3 separate regions of the Homo sapiens genome follow, and all the other regions are linked to region 1. Evidence: chromatin loops called from intact Hi-C (ENCODE). Cell type or tissue: HepG2. All regions are shown on one strand. Each heading gives the region's core, and the rest is flanking DNA. Links, peaks and the distances in the headings are about the cores only. Region 1 overlaps IQGAP2 (IQ motif containing GTPase activating protein 2). Region 2 overlaps IQGAP2 (IQ motif containing GTPase activating protein 2). Region 3 overlaps IQGAP2 (IQ motif containing GTPase activating protein 2).

Region 1 (7,772 bases), core at 1,640-6,639:
CTAGCCCGCCAAAGGATTCCAGCATCTCTTGTGAGACTACTGTAGTGGTCCTTAACTGGTTTCTTCATGAGTCTCTAGCCTCCTTCAATCCTTTATCTGTCTTATAGTCAGATAAATCTTTTCAAAACTCTGAGCAAACTCCTTTACTTGGCCTCATAGGCTCTGCATAGTCCAGTTCAACCTCTTTAGTTTTACATTGTGCCGCACTGCTCTGTGCTTCAACCACATTGATCTGTTTTATTCCCTGTTCCCTCCTGCACAGGACCTTGCCATGTGCTATTCGCTTTTCATATTCCTCTTTATCTAGTCAGACTTACTTCCTCTTCAGATTGCAGCTCACTTTTTCAGGGTATCCTTCTCTGGCTTCCACATCCAGGTCAAACTCACCGATTAGAAGGCCTTTTGACATCACATCTATTGCATGTTTGAATGAATAACGTAATGCCCAGTGTTGGATCAGTATCATTCGCTACTAAGGAGGTTTGATTATGCTCTGTTTTCTGTACATTTTGGATGTTGGAGGTAACAAGGAGGATATGAATCAGACTCACGGTAGACAGCTAGACTGCCAGCCTAGCGGTAATCTTTGTTTCACTGGAAAATTCTATATTGCAGTTAGATGATGCAAGTCCTTCCCGACAGGTTTGTGACCCAGTAAGTTATGAAGCTGGGAATTCCAGACAACTTAATAAGCCGTGATACCACAGTGAACTAGAAAATATCCAGAAAGGCGTATAGAGTATTGCTCAATGAATGAATGAAGAGAGAAAGAGGAAGCCTGTGTATTAGGAGGACTTAAGGCTGAAATTATTGCTCAAACTTTATAAAATTATGAAGTCTTTACGTATAGATGTTAAGACTCAAAAAATGAATTTTTTTTTTTTTTGAGACGTAGTGTCACTCTGTTGCCCAAGCTGGAATGCAGTGCAGTGGTGCGATCTCGGCTCACCGTAACCTCCACCTCCTGGGTTCAAACGATTATTTCTCCTGCCTCAGCCTCCCAAGTAGCTAGGATTACAGAAGTATGCCACCATGTCTGGCTAATTTTTATATTGTTGTAGAGACAGGATCTCACCATGTTGGCCAGGCTGGTCTCAAACTCTTGGCCTCAAGTGATCCGCCTGCATTGGCCTCCAAAAGTGCTGGGATTACAGGCATGAGCCACCGCTCCTGGCCTCAAAAAACTAATATTGATGGCAATGAACAAAATATTAAACAGGCTTTTTTTTTTAGGGCCAAAAAGAAGTAATTTGGCTCTTCACCCAAATTACTTCACCCTACAGGCTGAAGGATTCAGATGAAGTGGAGAGTGAATCACTTCTGTTAAGAGGCAAAGGATGTCTTGTATATGTATTAGTTGCCTATGACTATATAACAAGTTATTCTAAAACTTAGTAGCTTAAAACAATAAACATTTATCTCGGAATTTTTGAGGGTCAGAAATCTGTCATTGCTTAACTGGGTCCTCTGGTTTTGGGTCTCTCACAAAGCTGCAGTCATCTCACAGTTCACGTGGGGCACACCCACTTCCAAGCCACCCAGTGACACTGGCAGGATTCAGTTTCTGACAGGTTTTTGGACTGGAGATCTCAGTTCCTTGCTGCTGTTGGCCAGAGTCTTCCCTCAGTTGCTCACCACTTGGGCCTCTTACACATGGAAACTTACACATGGCAACTGGTTTCCATCAGAGTAGGCAACTGAGAGAAGAAGATGGAAGCTAGTCTTTTTGTAACCTATTCTTAGCAATGACACCCATCATTTATGCTGTATCCTATTCATTAGAATCGAGTTACTAAGTCAAGGCCATGCTCAAGGGGAGGAGTTTTCCACAAGGGGTTGAATTCAGAGGGATGGGGATGACTGGGGCACCACCTTAGAAGCTGCCTTTCACAGGGTGTCTTCATAGGCTTTTGAAATGGACCCCAGAAAGGGAATTTGAGGATAAAATTATTTTTGTTACTATTAGAAACTCAATCAGAAATTGAATCCTTCCTGATCTGAATGCTTACGGTTCTAAGCTTACTGCTGCCTTGATTGTTTTTTGTTGGTTTGTGTTTTTGTTTTTAATTTTAAGGGTCTTGCTGTGTTGCCCAGGCTGGATTCAAACTCCTGGGCTCAAACAATCCTCCAGCTTCAGCCTCCCAAGTAGCTGAGGCTACAGTTGCTTGCTACCATGCCTGGCAACTCCCTTGATTTTTTTTAATTGGGAGCTGTTTTAAACTAAGCCTTTTCATTTCTTTGTCATTTAAAATAATACTAAATGGACTTTTTAGGTTTCCTTTTCAAGTAGGCCCTCAAAGCTAACTTTATAGCTTCTTTGCTGTGGGGCTTTTGCTGAAATGAAACTGTACAGACAAGTCTACTACTAATATGGGCTTTGAAATGTCCTCTCTGATGCCAGAAATCCTACTATTTAAATTAAAGGAGTAACTTTTCCAAAAGAATTAGTACTGCTGAGTAGATTTTATATTAATCTGCCTAAAATTTATTCAAATAATGAAAATGAATCTGTTTTAAGAAATTCAGTCTTTTAGTTTTTAGGACAACTATGCAAAAATGTACGATGGAGAATTCTTTTTGGATAAACTCTAGGTTGAGGAACTTAATCCAACCGGAGCTATTGTGAAGGTCAGAAAACAGGAGAGGGAATCTTGGCAAGGAATGGAGACGGAGTTTGCAAATTGCAGCTTGAGTAAATAGTTATGAATGGGACTGCTATTGTGTCTCCCAAGGAAAGTTCCTGTGATATTATATTCCTTTTTTAAGGAAAGAGAAAATGCACAGAAAACTTTTGCTGTGCTTCCTTTTTCTGTCCTACCTCTGAAAATAAACTAAGCAAAAAAAAAAAAAAAAAAAAAACACCCTTCCCTTGGTGATAGGCTTGTTTAGAAATATTATCTTCAAAGGTCTCTTTAGGTAAGCCAAGCCATTGGCTATATTGGTGAGTCTGGGACAGTTATATATGTGCCCTGGAAAGAAAACAAAACACGGGTGTGATTCCTTTTGTGTCAGTGTTTACAACTCAGATACCAAAAGAACACCTTGTTGATTAAATCAAGTCTCAAGCTCTGGCCTTATCTAGTGGTGAGTTAGAGAATCAGATTTGAAAGGAGAAGTGCTTCAAATGTTTAAGCAAGTGAAAGCCATGAGTTGCTTAACAGTCAATATTCATGATTAGTTTAAAAAAAAAAAGAGAATCTTCTGACTGGGGAATACTTTAGAGAATCCAGTGGATTTCCTCTGCATGCTTGGACCTCACTATCCTTATTCCTAGGACATACCCATGGATAAGCAATGCTAATAAGAACTTGGAATTTCCAGGGAAATATTTTTCTTTGTTGCTCTACACACAAAATAGTAATGAAATTTTTAAGAATTCCTAATTGCATTTTCAAAACATAAATAGTTTTCATGTTTCCACTGTAACTCTCCATTTCTCCCTTCCCTCCCTTGTTCTCTCCCTGGCTCTGACCTCACCTCTGCTTTCCACGGGGAGCAAGATGAACTGCTTGGTTGTTCCATGCGGCAGCTGGTGGGGCAGAGGGTGCAGTGAGCTGAGAGCAGGGACCCCCTCGCAAGTCTGGCACCTGGTTGAGGGGAAGGCCTGCTTGGGGCTGCTTTCCAACCAGCTTGCCTCAGGAGCCCTGTGCCAGCGAGGCTGAGATCAGGGCCTGGCACATCCCAATGGCAGGGAGAGAGTAACTTGTGAGGAGCCCAGACTTGTCCAGGGTAGCTTGGCAGAGTTGGAGAGGTGGTCTTAACAGGGTGATCTCCGTGGCACAGGAATAGACGTGATCCCAGCCAGCCCTACCTGCCAACAAGTAGTGCTTGTAGTTGGGGCCTCAGAGAGGTGTTGGTGCTGAGGGCCAGCTGGCGGTGACCAGGGATTATGCTGTGGAGCTAGAATGGAAGGAACACTTATTAAGGATATAAAGGAAAAAGCTACAGGACTTGGCGGGGGTCTGGATTTGGGCAGCAGAGGAGGACACTGGGAGGTCAGATGCCCTGGGGCAGATCAAAGCATTGCTTATCTGACTCAGCAGGACACATTTCGTGTTCTCTGTCTGCCAAGCCTAGGCTTGGGCATATAGTAGGTGGAAAAAGTTCTTTGTTTTTAGTTTCACATATTGTACTAGCTTTGGATGTATGTTGGACAGGTGCCAATCGGGTATGTTCTGACAGATGAAAGTATAACTTTTCAGAGTGCTGGTATTTTAAAATACAAATAATCGGTATTAATCATCTCCAGCCAAAGACAAGTTGAGCAACTGATATTTGATCCCAAAGTTTATATTTGTTTCTCAGGATCTTCAAAGTTGGAAACCTGGGAGAGGTTTGGAATTTTCCATGGTTGCAAATGTACTTTACTCACAAGGATTATCACACAAGTGTCTACTCACCAGGCACGGTGCTTTAAGCATTCAACCCACATGGTCTCGATTCTCACAACCACTCTGTGGGAAGGAGCATTATCCCCATTTGATAGATGGAAAAACCAAGTCTTGGAAAAACTTAAGTAATTTATTCAGTGTCGCAGCCAACAGGCGACAGCAACAGTATTACAACCTAGGTCTTTCTGACTTCAAAGACTGTGCTTAAAAACTATAACATACTGTCCCATTTCTTTATTTCTTAATGTGTTTTGATCATGTCTTCCTTGTAAGTCCAAAACATGGTCTTGGTTTTTAGGTTCTATATGGGCTAGTTCTAGTTCTAGCTCTTGATCAATAAATTCTCACTTAAGCTTTGGTGGAATTAGCACAATATAGCTATCCATTGGCTATATATGGCTATATATTGTTTTATTTTCCTTTCTCTTTTTTTTTCCTGTGAACTGTTTCTATTTTGTTTTAACTGGTACTATTATAAGTAGTTTGTTCTGGGAATAATTTATCTTGTATTTACTTTGTGTTCTTCCTCCCTCTTTCTCCTTCTCTCTTTTGCTCATTTTAGGCTAGCTCTTTCTTGCTCTCTCTTTTTTCAATTAAAATAAAATAGAGATGAGATCTCACTATGTTGCTTAGGCTGGTCTTGAACTCCTGGCCTCAGGCAGTCCTCCCACCTTGGCCTCCCAAAGTGCTGGAATTACAGGCATCAGCTACTGTGCCTTAAAGTATTATTAAGAATTTGTACTTCTCTATGATGTAGACTTTATTCTGTTCTCTTCACCCAAGAAAATTTTGGTGCATCTTTATTCTTGGTTAGGCCTCCATACCACCTTCAATTCATCAATTATCTTTTTGGTTTTGCCACTATTATGACTGGTTTCAAAGAATGCTTGGCTTTTTGTTGAAACATCAAAAGGTATGAGTAGCAAACAGCACTGAGATCTCTTCCTTCCTGTGTGAACCTCCCCACCGGAAGCTGCCTCATGCTGTGATGCTTAAAAGTCATAAAACGGTATCATTATTCAAGGCATAGAGTGACTTTAGGGAAGCTGGTGGGGGAGAACATTTGTACAAGGTTGTCACAGAATGATTTCTTTGTGTCTTCCATTTTTAGGGTGATATAGAATGTAGAGCGATCTTCCATTGCCTTCTCAGTCTGAACACCTTTGTTTTTCTTTAACAGAGTCAAATCCCCATTTCATATATGGGGATACTGAGGCTCAGAAATTTATCTCACTTATCCATGGTGGAGTTAGTGGTAGATTTGGGATTAGGATAAAGGTCTTCTGACTGTTTGACAGTGCTCTTTAGTTCCATGAGTCTCTATACACCATGTTGAGTAGTAAAAGTAGAAAGCTCAAATGAGTCTCTATAAATCATGTTGAGTAGTAAAAGTAGAAAGCTCAATAAAGAAAAAATATAAACATGAATATTAAACTTATTTGGTAGATTCAGTTCAAGTTTGCTTTTGGTTAAATGCTGCAAATGGTTTGGGGGAATTAGCCATTCATATGTTCTTGTCCTTGATCTTTCATTTTTGCTGAGAAACTTGAACCCATTTTGGTGCAAGAACAGGAATTCAGGAATTAACATTTCTAGTCATTTCTGCACTCTGTACTCCGTCCTACTTGGCTTAATGTCCCTGGGTTGCTTTTTTGTTTGTTTGTTTTTTCCCATCGTGTGATTTGTAATACACAGCTTTTCCTGCCCCTGGTATTTCTCAAGGCAAGAGTTGAGGCAGCTATGTCATCTGGGAGAGTGACTTAGGGCAGTGATCCCCAAATTCATTTACACCTGCATCAAGGTCACTTGGATGCTTGTGTGAGTGCAGGCTTCTGAGGATCACTCCTGACCCTATAAGGCCATCTCTAAGGACAACCTCCGCCTCCCAGGTTCAAGCGATTCTCCTGCCTCAGCCTCCCAAGTAGCTGGAATCACAGGCATGCATCACCACACCTGGCTGATTTTGTATTTTTAGTAGAGACGGGGTTTCACCATATTGGTCAGGCTGGTCTTGAACTCCCGACCTCATGTGATCCACCCACCTCAGCCTCCCAAAGTGCTGGGATTACAGGCATAAGCCACCGCGTCCGGCTGAGGTCTGCCTTTTAACAGAGCACTGGAGTACACTATTATGCACACTGACATTTGAGATAGCATCTATGGCTGAGGCTGTCTCAGCTCTCAGCCTTCCCACCCCAGCTTAGAAAAAAGGAACAGAGGATACCCCTTCCTCTGGGATGAGAGGGGAGAGAGGAAGGATACTAAGAGTCACCATCTGCTGAGGTGAGGAGGGTGGAGGCATGAAAAAGCAGTAGTGCATCAGCCAGGGTTGGATAGAAAGCCTGAGTAGTTTTGAAGATCCAATTAGTGTTATAAATGTTCTTTGCAGAGCCAATAAGCATTTTCATGTGAATTTCTCCAACAAGATAAAAGAATGGGGTAACTATGCCTAGGGATTGACCTGCTGGCTCTGACCAAGTCATAGGTGTTGGGGCTCAGACACTGATGCCCCAAAATACAGCATTTTGACATTCCAAACTGAAGAAGCTTCAAGGTGTCTCTGACATTCCTGCATCCCACATTCTCTTTCAAAGGCTTTATCTACCAAAGATCGAGACCCACCAGGGGAAAGAATTGTTTTTCCTTCCCCTCCCTGTAAGACCGGGAATGTGGCCACACCTGAACAGAACCTTTCACAGGATGACATACAGGTTAATCTCTGTTCCCCATCCCTTTTCCTTGGTAATCTCAACCAAATTCCTTTTCTGCCCCCCTCCCATAACCTGTTTTGCTGGGATGGTAGTTAAGCTTCTGAGTCACTTGAGGGGTGGGTAAACATGTGAGTCTACTTGCGTACATGTTAATAAAACTTATATGCCTTTTCTCCAATTGATCGGCCTTTTGTGAGTTGATTTTTTCAGAGAACCTTCAGATGGCAAAGGGGAGGATTTCCTTTGGCCTCTGCATGGGAAACAGGGACTCCAGGGTGTTCATGAGAGTATTGCTGAAATTGGGTTCTTGAGGTCCCATCTGGCCGAGGAGCCTATGAAGCCAGGATGGGAAAGATGGAGTGGGGTGAAATCAAGGAACCACCTACAATGAGAATAAAGGGCAGGATCTATAAGAATAAGGAAGTGGAGAAGTGAGTAAATAGAAAGGCTATAGTCCAAGATTTGGAAGCCTTGATCTTACAGGTGGAGTATTTCCAGGTAGTGATAACGTGCAAGGTGTGGTGCCTGTGTGTGGTTGGAGTGTAGTGGAGGAGTGTTACCAAGGTCATCCACCTTCTTGAAGCCACCCAGCAGAGGCAGGCCTGGGAGGAAGGCAGCAATTGTGGCAAGAAAGGAAAAGTCCTGGAGGTCAAGAAATGAGTGGCAAGGT
Region 2 (7,772 bases), core at 1,156-6,155, 51 kb after region 1:
TATAGTTTTTTATTTCTATGGGATAAGTATCTAGCAGTACTGGGTCATATGGAAGATGTATGGTTAACTTTATAATAAATGAACAAACCATTTTCCAGGATGGCCGTGCCATTTTGCATTCGTGCCAGCAATATATGTGAGTTCTATTTTTTTCTGCAACTTCCTCACACTTGATATTAAGCTTTTTGTTTTAGCCATTCTAACAGATATGTGGTAGTATCTCAGTGTAGTTTATTGTTTTGCATTTTTCTAATGGCTGATTATTTTAGCTATTTAAACTCCTTTGACATTTCATATAGAAGTTTTATTTGCTCATTTGGTAAACTATCTGCTCAACTCTTTTGCCCATTCTTTAAAATTCGGCTTTCTTATTGTTGAGTTCTGTGAGTTCTTCGTATATTTGGATTCAAGTTCTTTGTTGGATATATAAAAAGCAAGTATTTTCTTTTAGTGTGTAGCTTGTCTTTTTACTCTTATCAGAATCTTTCAAAGAGCAAAAGTCTTTAATTTCAATAAAGTCCAATTTATCTTTTTTTTTTTCATTAATGGTTTGTGCTTTTGGTGTCATATCTAAAAACTCTTTGCCTAATCCAAAGCCACAGAGATTCCCTGGGTGTTTTTTTTTCCCAAGAGTTTTATGTTTTACATGTAGGTCTGTAACAATTTCGGGTTAATTTTTATATAAGATGTAAGGTATAAGTTAAGGGGGGTTTTTTGCCTGTGGATTTTTAATTATCTCAGCACCACTTGTTGAAAAGACTACTCCTTCTCCATTGAATTGCCTTTATACCTTTGTCAAAAACCAGTTGACCATATTTAGTAGAGACGGGGTTTCTCCATGTTGGTCAGGCTGGTCTCGAACTCCCGACCTCAGGAGATCTGCCCGCCTCAGCCTTCCAAAGTGCTGGGATTACAAGCGTGAGCCACCGCGCCCGGCGCATTATAGTAAGTCTTAAAACTGGGTAGTATGAGTACTCTAACTTTTGTTTTTTCAAAATTATTTTAGCTATTTAAATTCCTTTGCCATTTTCATGTATAAAGTTTATTATTGGCTTGTCTATCCCTTGAAAAAATTCTGCTAGGATTTTGATTGGAATTGCATTAAATCTATAGATCACTTTGAGAAGTGACAACTGTGTTAGATCTTCAAGTCCATGAACATCATAGGTCTCTCCTCTTTTTTTTTTTTTTTTTTTTTGAAACGGAGTCTCACTCTGTCACGCAGGCTGGAGTGCAGTGAGTGGCACGATCTCGGCTCACTGCCGACTCCGCCTCCCAGGTTCAAGCGATTTTCCTTCGTCAGCCTCCCGAGTGGATGGGATTACAGGCACACGCCACCATGCCCGGCTAATTTTTTGTATTTTTAGTAGAGGCGAGGTTTCACCATGCTGGCCAGGCTGGTCTCAAATTCCTTACCTCATGTTCCACCCGCCTCAGCCTCCCAAAGTACTGGGATTACAGGCATGTGCCACCACGCCCGGCCTAGGTCTCTCCTTTTATCTAGATTGTCTCTGACTTCTTTCATCAGTGTTTTATAGTTTTTATCTCTCTTTAAAGTTGAAGAATCCATTGATTCTGATGTTTGGGGGTTTTTTGTTTGTTTTTTTACCTTTCTTCCTAACAGAAATGTTTTCAGAATCTGATTTAAGTTTCTTTTACTGCAGTAGGTACACTAGAAAACATAATTATTTGTCCAGATCTCCATCTTATTTAGTGTTGGACCCAGGCCCTCAATGACAGAAGGTCCCCTTTAATAGGGCAGTGACTATGTGTACCAATTCCACGGGTCTAGCCAGCTTTTCATAAGTGACAACAGACCAGAGAGCATACTTACGTCACTATTTCCTATTTCTCTCATCTTTATTTTCAGTTACAGTTTCTGTCTTTGGGGAAAAGCAGGCAAAATCTAATTTGTAATGGATAGAACTAGCTGTCCACTTAAACAATAGAAAACTGAGTCATAAATTCTGTCTTTATAAAACTCCTCCATACTTTTGGAAAATGACTCACTTTTAGGCAGCGTCTGCCATAGATATTTGCCAGAAAGTGATCTAACTTGGATAAGCTTGATGCTTTGTACAAGTTTCAGAGCCCCTGTAGAGAAAGCTCTTAGGAACCAGAGACCATCGTGTGCCTGTCTGTGTCCCGTGACTTTCAGTCCATCAACACACGTCACTGTAGCATTTTGGAATGTTCTGGTTCAGTTGCTCTCAGATGTTAGCTACTTCAGAACCACCTGGAGGGCTTGTTAGAACACAGATGATTGTGTACCACTCCCAGAATTTCTGGTTCTATAGATCTGGGATAGGTCTGAGAATTTACATTTTGAATAAGTTCCAGGCATTACTGAGGCTGCTAGTTTGGGGCCTGCTTGGAGATCAATTCCTCTAATTTCTGTGTTTGTGTCATTCAAAAGAATTGATAATTAAAAAAAAAAATGCAACCAACAGAATCTCTATAAAATCATATATGTTTACAATTAAATCATTCTTACAAGTAATGAGATGGTATGGATTTGTTCTCAAGTTATTGGATGGAAACAGAAACTTCTCCACTAAGGAGCCCTGTCCATAGCTGATGTGAGAGAGAAAACAAAGCTGGGCCACATTGCTTTCTGCCTTCTTCTTTTATGTAACCAGGAGGGAGCATATCCCTAGAATTTTTTTTTTTTTTTCTAAAGGCGGAGTGTTTCTCTGTCGCCCAGTCTGGAGTACAGTGGCGCAATCTCGGCTCACTGCAACCTCTGCCTCCCAAGTTCAACCAATTCTCCTACCTCAGCCTCCTGAGTAGCTGGGATTATAGGTGCCTGCCATCATGCCCTGCTAATTTTTGTATTTTTAGTAGAGATGGAGTTTCGCCATGTTGGCCAGGCTGGTCTTGAACTCCAGACCTCAAGTGATCCACCCACCTCGGCCTCCCAAAGTGCTGGGATTATGGGCATGAGCCACCGCGCCTGGCCATTTAACAGCTTAAGGTTGGGTCTCAAGTCCTATTTCTTACCTCAAGGAAATGTACGATGTTTATATTTATTTCTTTCATTTAGGCATGCTAAATTCTGTATATTGACAGCAGACTTAACTTGAATGCAGAAAGGAGAATTCAGCAGCACTCAAAATGAATTTACAACGTGACAGTGTATGATTCATTCTAAAATGCTTACCATTGACTAAAAGCTTTACTCCTATGTACCTTGATAGAGCAGAGATAGTATGGTAGAGTAGAAAGATCAATCATTAACCAAGGAAATCTGTTCTGTGTGCCTTGGACACTCAATACAAGGGCCTTGGAAGCCACTTACTTTGAATATCACTTTAGTCAGGAAATTGAGGAGTTTTTGGAATCGATCTTTTTAAGTTTCTTTTTGGCCTTGAGATTTTATGTTTTTATGTTTCTATTTATTTCTGCCTAAGTAAATGACCCCGTTTTCTTTCTTACCACCATCCATCCCCATTACAAATTACATGCCTTTTTGTAAAAGATCTTAACCTCAGAAGGAGAGGAAATGCAATCAGCAAACTCACAAATTTTCTTTCAGTCTTAATTTTCTTTTGCCTTTTTTTTTTTTTTTTTTTTTTCTGTGAGGCAAGGTCTCACTCTGCTGCCCAGGCTGGAATGCAGTGGTGTGATCATGGCTTACTGCAGCCTCAACCTCCCATGCTCAAGTGATTCTCCCAGTTCAGCCTCCCAAGTAACTGGGACCAAAGGCAGGCACCACCACACTCTGCTAATTTAAAAAAAAAAAATTTTGTAAGGGGGAGAGTCTCTCTATGCTGCTGGGGCTGTTCTTGAACTCCTAGGCTCAAGCGATCCTCCCTCTTGGCTTCCTAAATTGCTGGGATTACAGCCATTGAACCACCACGACCAGCCTTAATTTTCACTGGGAAAGATTATTGAACTGTATGCTGTGTTCATTAGCAATCTCGCCATATCAAATTTTTGCTACCTGGGTTGAAACAGGGAATTTGCATGTCTTTCTAAAATGCATGCGTTTTTGTCTGCAGATGTCAAATAGGCAAGGCACAGCTGAATAAGACATGGAAATGTAGCTTGTTACAAGTATAGTGTGTGGAGGAATTTCTAATCTCTTTCTGTCCAATCAGCTATGCAGTAAGAGCTCAGTTTTCATCCTCTAGCCCTGAATAGAATGGGGGCATCATCAGCAATCTATTCTGGAGCATACATTTTTAAAGTGCTTTGAAGAGAAAAATTTTCATCTACTAAGTAGTGAAGAACTCCTGATTAATAATCGCATTTCTTTTAATTTGTTTAAATTGAGATGATTAGGAGAAAACAAAGATGGGGGAAAGATTCAGGATTTTAGAGAGTTATTACATCCTGATTCGGGTGATTATCCGTACTCTCCACCTCGGACACACTGTGAGCTTTATTTACGTACATTTTGAGGCAGACAAGATTAGCTAGATCCCAGGTGTCCATTACCCTGTGACCTTTTACCAATACAGGTAAGAAATCTTAAACTCAAGCAGAAACCTGTACACAGCTGATCTCTTTAGGAGTCTATAAATCTGGGGCATGTGCTGTGAGATGTGTGCAAGCCTTGTTGGGTCACTCTCTGTTAGGAGAAGGCCCCCCAGTTAAGGCAAAGGACAACCCAACCTATTCCCAAATTGACCTGTGTAGCAGAATCAGCTTTGGTCTTAATAATGCAAGGAATCAAAGAGCCTTTGGTGTTGAATGAAGTATGCTATACCTTAGCCAGAAGCCTCACTTCTGACCTGTGCTTGATATCCTGTGTATTGTGACTTGATTATCCATACATTTGACTTTTCAAGACTCCCTGAGGCTGGGATAATTAGAATAGCCTGGTAAAGCCATTTAAGAGTTTTTTAAATAACAATTTAGGGACTGTAGTAGGGTTCCTGTTGCCACTGTTCTCCAACAGCACCCAGCATTTGAGAATCAGTTAGTACCGATCCGATCCAGTGATATATAAGCAAAAATTCTGATTGTGGGAAAACAGAAGAGAAGGCAGTGTTGGCTGTTCAAGCCACATGTCTAGGCATAAATGGGGAGGCCATGATTTCTCACTGCTTTTGACATGAAACCACAAAGAATGTCTTTGTTAAGAATCAAAAAACATAAGAGTTGAACAAGCCAAAGGAAGAAATGATATCATGGCCTAGTTGAATCAACTAAGAAATATTTTTATGTTAAAGAAATTCTTTAACCTTATAACTAGGGCATTCACATTCTTGAGTATATTGAGTGGAAGATTCCTCTGAAAAGAAAGTTCACATCAATAGCCTTTGAAAGATTTAGGGAATATTTTGCAGTGTAAGATTCGTTATTTAAAATCTGAAATATATTTTTCCTTCCTACGACTCTTCTATGTGTTTATAGTAACATCAAGACAATGACATCCTGCAATTGCACTAGAATGTATTACAAATGCATGCCTTGTGCCAATGTATTCAACAAGGAAGCTATCTTTTTCCTCTGTCTTATTTTCATTGAGGAAACCCATGCCTATGCATTATGCATGCGAGTCTGGTGTGGTGTTTAAGTAACCTCCCATGGGACTGCCGTGAGACTGCTGTGAGTCTGGATTTGGGGGAGAGCTGTGTCTTGGCATTTTCAAATATAAGAGAAGGATGTTACCTGATACTCAGAGAATCTTGGCTGAAGCTTGGCATCCCTCTCTGGATTAGCTTAGTGTTGTTTCATGATACTATTTTTTGTTTTAACCAGTTGTGCCATTGTTTGCTGATGGAAATTGTTACATGCCAGCCGGCAATGCTAGGGTTTCAGATAAATAGAATATCAGCATCATTCTTCATATCAGCAAAATGATAAGTTGTGGTTTTGCCCATCATACTTAAAGCTAATTTAGGACTTAAAATCTGGAGCCATGCAAATTTATAAGAACTGCTTAATAGGAGACAGTGCATTAGTTGATTTAGTGGTTGAATTTCCAGTGAATTTTTTTTTTTTAATTCTGTGTAGGGACCCATTTTAAGATAATCTGGAAAAGAAGAGAACCAGGGAGGAAAATACAGTGTGAGGCAGGCTGGGTGGCAAAATGGAAAGAGAGGTAGGCTTTGGGATTAAATAAAGCCAGTAGTTCTCATATTTTCTGTATGGCAAGAGCTCCTTTAGCAGGCTGAAAGTTCTGTGGAACCCCTCTCAGAATATTTTTAAATGCATAAAATAAGCTGGACTACAAAGAAAGCCAGTTGTATTGAAAAGTTACCAAAATATTTAAGAAAACACTTATGGCACAGTAGTATGTGCTTTTTTACTAACACACAAAATAACAAGTTCTAGTTGTGGGACCTAATGACTTCTATAGTTTTGAAATGGTGATGGGCATAAATGATATTTCACAATTGGCAACAACTGTGAAGTGATATAAAAATACAGGTATTTCTGTTGGAGACAAGGTCATAGATACTGCCAATATCTGGTGGGTGGTCCATACATTCATAATTGAAGGAAAATGCTAAATTGTAGAGGCTAATGCAAAGTAAAATGTAATTATTTTCCTGTCCCAGTCCCCAAAACAAGAGCTTGTGGATCTCAGATTAAGATCCCCTGGGTTAGAAGAACTTGGCTAGAATATTAACATAGCCTTTTACTGGCTGTACCACCTTAGGCAAGTTAACCTCAAAAAGTCTATTTCCTCATTTATAAAAGCGTTGATGAGACCTACTTTGTACAGTTGTGGAAAGGCATAGGAAGATCATGCCTAGCCTCACTCTTTGTGTACAAATGATGACTTGAAGCACGTTAGGTCTTCTGGCCAGATTTCTTTTGGCAGTGATAGAATAAAATGACACTTGCTACACTTGCTGAGAGGTAGGGGCAGACTTTATGCTAGGCAGGGAACTCAAAGATTACACTGAAAGCAGAAAACTCCTTTACCTTTAGATTTTCTTAAGAGTTGTCGACCCTTAAGGAGTGTCAGAAGTGGGATATAATATGGAGAAAAGAGAAAGCATTATAAAATATGTGGAAAGGAGTCTATTAGGAAATTTCCTCCTGGCCTTGTTGATCCAAAGCCTTTAGTTGCAAAGAAACAGCTTTTTGTTCATTATAAATGTTTTAACAATAACTAGAACTGGTGTTGCCATCCACCCCATTTGGGCATGAGCTTTTTTCTTCCACCGGAGACGTAGGTCCCCAGATGATTGATTGGCTGCAAAGTATGGACATGTCTTGATTGTTTCTAGAAGGGGCGGGACCACTGCCTTCTTGGATTGTAACTACTACACCTGCAGAGCCCCAAAAGGTCTGGCTACTCTATTAGATTAAGGTTTAACATGTGATAATAGTCTAGTTTTATTACTTAAGGGGAAACTCAAAAGTGTGGATACCTTGATTTTGTCTGGATATTTTATTAAGCACATGTACCTATAGGCCATAAGGATGTGTTCTTTTTCTGGCTGGCCACTGAGTGTGTCTGTGCATGATGCTGGGCAGCTCTTCCTTTCTCCCTGACAGCTTTTAAAGGCAGGATACTGAGTGTTTGATCCATCATCTCAGTGAGGGTGTGAAATCAGTGAGGCAATGGAGCTTCAGGGTTTCCTTGTCCCTTGGGTCATGGCTAACACCCCATTTAATGTCTCCTTTTCATCAAAACCAGATTTGTCGTCTCACTTATTTCCCAGTGTCTGGCCAAGATAGTGATCTTTATGAAAACAAACTGGAAGTAATGCAAGCCAGAAAAGATGGGAGAGCTTCGCCTCTGCAGAAGGAAGCTGTTAAGGGGAACAGATGGAGACAGGGTCTAAACAGCTTCAAGAAAGTGTGCA
Region 3 (7,772 bases), core at 1,778-6,777, 65 kb after region 1:
CCTAGTTCTTAGTTATCTCCTTTTTGAAGGGCAGATGGGTGTTTTTTTTTTAACTCACTTTGGTATCTGATATTGCTAGCATCTTGTGTTAGAGCCAAAACTTGCAGTGTAGCATCCTCATCATGTGTATACTAGAAACTTACTTGTGGAATTGTTGGATGATAGAGGGATGGTGCAGTAGAATGTTAAATTACTCACCGACGGGGTCTCAGGTACATGCCACACGCTTGCCAACACTTTACAAAATTGATCTTTAAATGTTTTTACCAGGCTTTTGAAGGAAAAAGACACATATATCTCACCATTTTACTTTTCTTTACTAGGCAGTTCTTTATATATTTATTGAGCATTTTAATTTTTCTTTCCATGAATTTCCTGTTAAAGTCCTTTGCCCTATTATTTATATATATATATTTTTTTATTTTTTTCTTGAGATGGAGTCTCGCTCTGTCGCCCAGGCTTGAGTGCAGTGGCACGATCTTGGCTCACTGCAAGCTCTGCCCCCTGGGTTCATGCCATTCTCCTGCCTCAGCCTCCCGAGTAGCTGGGACTACAGGCACCCACCACACCTGGCTAATTTTTTGTATTTTTTAGTAGAGACGGGGTTTCACCGTGTTAGCCAGGATGGTCTCAATCTCCTGACCTCATGATCCGCCTGCTTCGGCCTCCCAAAGTGCTGGGATTATAGGCGTGAGCCACCGCGCCTGGCTTGCCCTATTATTTTAAAAATTGTCTCTATTTATTGATTTGTAATTCTTTATATATTCTGAATACGAACCCTTTGTTACATAGCAAATATTTTCTCCCAGCTTGGCCTTGTCTTTTAACTTTGGGAAATTGGACTACATCAAAGGCACGATGAATAATGACTTTGTGTTGTGTCTGGCTTAAAAAGGCCATCCTTCTCCAGGGTTATAAACACCTTCTCCTATATATTCTTCTCATGCTGTAATAGTTGACATTTTACAGTGTTTTGAGGGTTAATCCATCAGGGATATTTTCATGAATAGTAGAACTCTAACTTAATTTTTTCCCACATGGAGAGCTAGTTATTTCAACACTGTTTGTGGAAAGCCAGTAGCATGGTGTGTGGCCACTAGAATAAGGGTAGTCAAAGGGCTAAAGTGGCTGGAGTGGGGAGAATGACAGATAATTGCTAAACATCCTACTGATCAAGGTTAGATGACTTCTCAGTCTAGAAGATACATACCCTTCTGAGAAAGCCCCCTGTAGGAGTGAACACCCAACATCCTTTGACCGGTTTTACTATCAGAACATTTACATACAGGCAGAACTAAAATCTGTGATTATCTGGATGAGAAAACAGTTGTAGGCAACTTACTCATTTTTCTGAACAAGAAAAGGTTCTACATAATTACGTTCTCTATGAATCTTTTATCAGATTTAATAGTTAAGTCTCTTCAAAGAACATGAGATATTCTTTTTTTAAAGTGAGCCTATGATTTATTTATCCTCATTAATACTTGTTTTCCCCAACCCTTCCAAGCTGTTTGGGAATGTTGTGTGTCAGGGATCAGTGAAGGTCATGAAGATGCCTTTAAGGCCTGATTAACCTGATTTGAAAAACTTTAAAACTGACCTTCTCTACATCTCCCCATTATTGTCCTACGTTTCACAGTCAGATCAAGGCTTATTATCCTTTCCACTGGGGAAGTAGCCCAAATCATAGTGTGAGTGAAAAACATTTACTAAGAAGTGTGAGTCTTTTAAACCCTCTTGTGTTTCTTTTAAGAAATTAAAACCAATAATGACTATCAGTTGAATTTGGTTGTTCCACCTTTATTTTATCAAAATCCTTGGACATACATTAAAGTATTTGTCCCTTGGGCAGGTGCCAAGGCTATGAAGTTGGAGCGTGGCATGTTCTAGAAGCAGAAAGAAGGCTGGTGAGGTAGGGACACAGCAGGTAGGGAGTAGAGTGAGGCCAAGCCCCAGGTCAGGGCTGGACCTCAGGGCCTAGGTCCAGGTGAAAGCACTGGGCATGATGCTGAGGGCAGTAGATGCTGTGGGAGGATTTTAAGCAGGGTGACAAGATCAGGCTTGTACTAGATGAGAACGTTGGCTGTGTAAAGATAGATTGACAGTAAGCAAGAGTGAATCCAGAAAAAAATAATCTAGAAACCTGTTGCAGTGATACAGGTGAGGGATACTTTGCCTTTATTGGATTTGAAAGTATAAAAAAAAAATGAACATCTGTTGTTTAGAGTAAAAGCCCTGTAAGGTATGGTATAAAATGAAACATTTTCAAAAATGCCCATGTCACAAAAAAATTTTTTTTAAATCAGCTCTGTGCAGGACCAGCTACCTAATTTGCAGGGCCCTCACTGCCAAATGAAACCGTGGGACCTCTTGTGCAAAAATAAAATAATTTCAAGATGGCAACAGCAGAGCATTCAACGAACATGGGACCCTGTGTGATTGCTATGCGGCACGCCCTGGGTCTGTGTGACAAAATGGCTTGAGTCAGTCCCTGAGAAGCTTCTCCTTGCCTGTTCCATAAAAAGGCTGATGATGACTCCTGTGGTCTAGGCAGAGAGGTAAAGATAAGCTAAGCTTGTGTAGCTACTACTGTTATTTTGTTTGTTTGTTTGTTTAGACTGCTTCTTGCAGAGCAGGGCTACCCTACCGGCAGTGCGCCCAGAGTAACCTGTTCTTTAACTCAAAGGCTTTGTTAACCTTAATACAATGTAAATTACAGAGAATGTCGGAAACAAAACTGGCAGCAGGTATTTATGACTAGAGGAGGTGAGTAGGGATGGTGATGGGAATTAAGAGAATTGTTTTTTGTTCTTATTGGCTGTGGTTGATGAAAACATAAACTAGGAGAAGGAAATAACATTAACATTAAATTTGTTCCTTAGAACTATTTATTTCTCCTAGCACGTACCCATTTACCTGGCTTTCCAGGAGCATATTCTTTTTTTTTTTTTTTTTGAGATGGCAGAGTTTTGCTCATGTCACCTAGGCTGGAGTGAAGTGGCACAATCTCGGCTCACTGCAACCTCCACCTCCTGGGTTCAAGCGATTGTCCTGCCTCAGCCTCCCAAGTAGCTGGGATTACAGGTGCCAGCCACCACGTCTGGCTAATTTTTTTGTATTTTTAGTAGAGACAGGGTTTCATCATGTTGGCCAGGCTGATCTCAAACTACAGACCTCAGGTGATCCACCCACCTCAGCCTCCCAAAGTGCGGGGATCACAGGCGTGAGCTACCACGCCTGGCTTCCAGGAGCATATTCTTAAACAGTTTGGAGGGAAAATGGTTTGGGCAAAAGACTTCCTGTTAAATTGTGTGCTGCTTTCTTTTTCTTTTTTAAAGAACTGGTAATACAGCCGGGCACGGTGGCTCACGCCTGTAATCCCAGCACTTTGGGAGGCCAAGGTGGGTGGATCACCTGAGGTCAGGAGTTCAAGACCAGCCTGACCAACATGGCAAAACCCCATCTCTACTAAAAATACAAAATTAGCCAGGTGTGGTGGTGCACGCCTGTAATCCCAGCTACTCTGGAGGCTGAGGCAGGGAGAATCACCTGAACCCAGAAGGTGAAGGTTGTAGTGAGCCAAGATTGTGCCATTGCACTCCAGCTTGGGCAACAAGAGTGAAACTCCGTCTCCAAAAAAAAAAAAAAAAATTTGGTAAGACATGGCTTTTGGCTTTTTATCTCCTTCTCCACTTATTTTTTACCTGTGGAAAATGATTCAGAAACCGGACAGAGCTTTGCATAAGAGGTGTAAATTGTGAAGTTCCTTAACTCTGAAAATTGAAGACATAAATATATAGAATTTTCCCTTCTAGTATCACTGAGGGAAGAATAGTGGCTGTGGGAATTTGGTAGTTTGGGATATTCTGAAATTGTTTGCTGTCATTTTCATTTGTAATAAGTTTACTTGGCAAGTTCTGTACCAAAGCTATCTTGAGGGCAAAGTTTGTGAACACCTTTTAAAACACAGTTTACGTTTCTAGAAAAAAGATCTTATGCTTACTAAACAAAATTCCTTTCAGCAGTTTTCAATGACTCAGAGCCCTGATATTTGCATAGTGATTCGGCCAATGGAAGTTGACTTTGAGATAATTTTGGTTAAGATAAGTCTCCTGGTTTATGCTTTTAAAAGGTTAGGTTAATAAAGGCCTGTCCGGAATAGTATAATGTGCAGTGGTTTCCAGCCACTTTTGATTATCTCAAATGCCACCTATAGAGCTGGGTAGTAATAGTGATATTAAGGTATTATTTCAGAGGGACCCACAAGGCCAACTTTGGACTCTTGACATTAAACACTGCAAAATTCCAAAGTGCAGACAGCTTGGCAAGTTTGAGTTCTGGTGCATTCTGTTCACAACTATTTTTTTTTTTTTTTCAATAGTGCTTTTGTCTTTCTGCTAAAGGTCAGACTGTAGTTGTCGAGTACTGGTATTGTTCCTGAATTATTCGGGAAGAGGGTGGAAATATTGACTTAGTTTTTCTATTATAATATCCTATCACAATGCTGGATTTTAATGATTTAAAAATGTAAATAAAAGTATTTGCATTTTTAGACTACTTGTGAGCAGCTGCCAATTCTAAAATCACTATGGGTGTTTGCAGCTCTTTTCTGGGCTCATTTTACCCATCTTTGATCTTCTATCAACATGCAGGTCTGTGTGATGGGCTAGAACCAGCATGTATTTTGTTTAGAGTCAGACTTTGTTGGAATCCTGGTGTCACAATTTGGACCCTCGGGGCAGCACCCAGATTAAGTAACCTCTGTAATATGGGGGTGCCACCACTGCTTTGCAGAGCTGTTAGATAAAGTAATGCATATTGCCTGCTACAAAGTAGATGTTGTATTTGAGTGTAGAGGAGGGGTGTATTTGCCCATTCTCATGATGCTAATAAAGATATACCTGAGACTGGGTAATTTATAAAGCAAGAGGTTTAACAGACTCACAGTTCCACATGCGGCTAGGAAGGCCTCACAATCACGGCAGAGGATGAAGGAAGAGCAAAAGTATTTCTTACATGGCAGCGGGCAAGAGAGAACTTGTTCAGGGGAACTCCTCTTTATCAATCCATCAGATCTCGTGAGACTTATTTGCTGTCACGAGAACAGCACAAGAAAGACCCGCCTCCATGATCCAATTACCTTCCACTGGGTCGCTCCCACGACATGTGGGAATTGTGGAAGTGACAATTCAAGATGAGATTTGGGTGGGGACACAGCCAATCCATATCAAGGGGGGGTAAGGTTTAAGTGCAGAGCCATTGAGTCCAGGCTGCTGCCACGTACTCTTCCAGGGCAATGGAGGTAGTCTGAGTCTGCTCCATGGAGAGTGGCCATGAGGGACCCAGAGCTGACCTCTGCCTGCCTCAAGCCGGATTACAATTCTGTTGGGACTGTTTTTCAACTGCACCCAGCTGATCTAGAGAGAGTTTATAATTGATGTGTGTTTAGCTCTGTGTCAGCATCACTGGTTTCTTAAGGAGTCTCACTCAATTCATTGGGGCTAAAAACATGAAATGGGTTTAACTTTCTCTAGGCACTGCTTACCACTGTGCCCTGTTAAATCCCCCCTTCCAGTCTCTGAATGGTGGATTGGGCATCTTCTATCATTCTTTCATCTTTCCAAATCTCCTAATGTTACATCCAGTTCATCTTCTGTGCCTCTCCTACTCTCTCTTCTGAGCTCTAGGCCCTCTGGGATGCTGGGGTGGAGAGGAGAGGATGGAAATGGGGAGCAAGGGACTAGTAATTATTTAACTCGCCAAGCGGAGTTGGTGGTGAGAAAGTGCCTCTCGTAGCCTGCTGCTTTTGTGTGGTTTGTTCTGATGGTGGGGTGTCTGCTCAGGTGATGTGTGACTCTCTTGGGGCTGTGTTTGGCTTTACCTCAGCCTCGTTTGTGAGCAGCCTGTGCAAAGGACAGCAGTGTCCCCCTTTGGTATTGCTGGGTGTTCATGCCCCATCAGGCTTCAACTCCTCCTTCTAGTGAGTGTCCTGGTGCTTGGCCCATCAGCTGCCTGGCAGCCCAAGGGCTCCTGCCCCTCTGACCTCAACACTCCTTCAAAAGGAACTGTGTGAGTTACTGCAGTCCTGTCTCTCTGTCCAGGGGTTGTAGGGAACTGAACTGGAGCGGGAATATTCCAGTCTTCTTTCCTGGAACATTCCCTTGAGGCTCTGCTTGCATGTGGCTCCCTCAGTGGGCCTGCCACTCCCGAATCTCTGACTCAAAAATGGGTACCAGTCTCATGCTCATGGGTGTGCCCCCACTCCAGGGACTGGATGCCAAGTTCCCCCTACTCCCTGACATGCTCCGTTCTGCTGCAGTGCCAGCCTGGAAGGGAGCGGGAAACTGTGAAGTCTTCAGCTCAGCCAGCAGTCAGACTAGGAGCAAGATGCTCATCTCTCCTTCTTGCAGGTATCCTAGTCTCTCCTAGTGATTCTCTTGGAAGTCCCCCAACCCCTACCTGGTTGGGGAAGCAGACAGTAACCTGCACTAGAACCTTGCCCTCCCCATAAAGCCAACATCAACCTTTCTCCTTGTCCTTGCATGGGAAGAGGGGCTGTGGTCAGGTAGTAAGACTGGTCCTCTGACCTCCTGGGGAAGCCATAGGGGGCAGTGTCTGACCCTACTTGTTTATGGCTTTCTGAGTAGGGTACTTAGCCCTGTTGTGCTCAGCTTTGGCCTTGGCTGTATTCTAAAAATAAGGGAAACAGCCCATTTAACAATATCCTTTTTAAGGATATTAGTAATATTCTCTTTCTGTAGTGCCCAGGATGTTCTTCCTGTGCATCCTTTCCTGCAGTAGCAGAGTGAGGGCAGGACCACACTAATACTTACTGGCATTTGTGTCGGATTTGATCAGTAGGCTTAAAATGTATTTCACCTTGGAAAGGTATGGTAGGGGTCTCCATGGACATCATTTTAATTAGCTGCAGGAATTGGAGGTTCAAAGCGCCCCAAGTTTTCTTCAGTTTCCCCCTCCTGACTCTATGCCAGTGACTTAGAAATATAAAGGTGTGTTCTCTTGGATGGATTGTTTGACTTGCTGCTTCCTCTTCATATTCACCTAAGAAATGGACGGTCAAAATAAATGGAAAGTCTTACTTTAAATAGCAGAGTTGATGATTAGGTTCAGGTAATCTATTTCATTGTTCATTTATTAAGTAGATACAAGAAAGAAAAAGGAAACCACTGGGAGGGTATGAGTGAAATGGCTAGCTCTTTTTGGGAAAAGTTAATCTGGTGGCAGAGTATGGAAACTAGATCATCCAGGGGAAGAGGAGTTGGAGGTATGGAGCACTAGATTATAGGTCAGTGTTCAGACCAGAGGTCAAAGGGCCTGACCACAGTAAGTGGCAGTGGTAGTGGGAAGGAGGGGATGAAATGAGAGAGAGGCACAGAGTTGCTGGAAGCCAACAACGGACTGGAATGAGAACAGGGAATGACTTTGCAGCATTAATCTGGGATCCATGAAAGGAGAGGGTACCATGAACAGAAGTAAGGGAGTTAGAAGAAAAGACCAATTTGAGGGTGCGGAACATCAGGGCTACCCTTGGCCTATAGTGCCTTTTCAAGAAGGAAAAGATGTTCCCTCCTCCAGGCACAGGACCTGGCCTGTAGCACACAGGCTGGTCTGGGCTAGGTTCTGGTGCACAGTGTGCCACCTACACAACCATACATGATGGCCCCGGGGAAGATTCCTTTAGAGCAGCAAGGTTCCCATGGAGTAAGAAGGCCTCAACACTTCATCAAGGGCATAGCCAGACTCTAATGTCG

What was found. A loop is a pair of places that touch in the nucleus more often than their neighbours do. Peaks named below come from ENCODE experiments on the same cell type or tissue, not always from the same donor. Only the 100,000 strongest peaks of a DNase experiment are listed, where the experiment ranks them.
Region 2: a loop joins it to region 1, with 3 times the contacts of the local background. A loop is called at or near these places in 5 of 110 quality-filtered maps.
Region 3: a loop joins it to region 1, with 3 times the contacts of the local background. A loop is called at or near these places in 12 of 110 quality-filtered maps.

Annotation. Positions count from the first base shown.
Region 1 is chr5:76,468,528-76,476,299 of GRCh38, forward strand. The region is part of intron 2 of IQGAP2 (IQ motif containing GTPase activating protein 2); the gene reads left to right. Among named protein-coding and RNA genes, the nearest start is that of IQGAP2, 69 kb to the left of the region's middle. RefSeq lists an enhancer at 3,472-4,671. In HepG2, for the core only: no CTCF peak of the experiment used is centred there; a DNase peak (open chromatin) is centred at 4,254.
Region 2 is chr5:76,519,524-76,527,295 of GRCh38, forward strand. All of the region lies in intron 2 of IQGAP2 (IQ motif containing GTPase activating protein 2), which reads left to right. Among named protein-coding and RNA genes, the nearest start is that of F2RL2, 100 kb to the right of the region's middle. In HepG2, for the core only: no CTCF peak of the experiment used is centred there; a DNase peak (open chromatin) is centred at 3,218; H3K4me3 peaks cover 1,157 bases.
Region 3 is chr5:76,533,128-76,540,899 of GRCh38, forward strand. All of the region lies in intron 2 of IQGAP2 (IQ motif containing GTPase activating protein 2), which reads left to right. Among named protein-coding and RNA genes, the nearest start is that of F2RL2, 86 kb to the right of the region's middle. In HepG2, for the core only: no CTCF peak of the experiment used is centred there; DNase peaks (open chromatin) are centred at 4,034 and 4,314; H3K4me3 peaks cover 1,005 bases.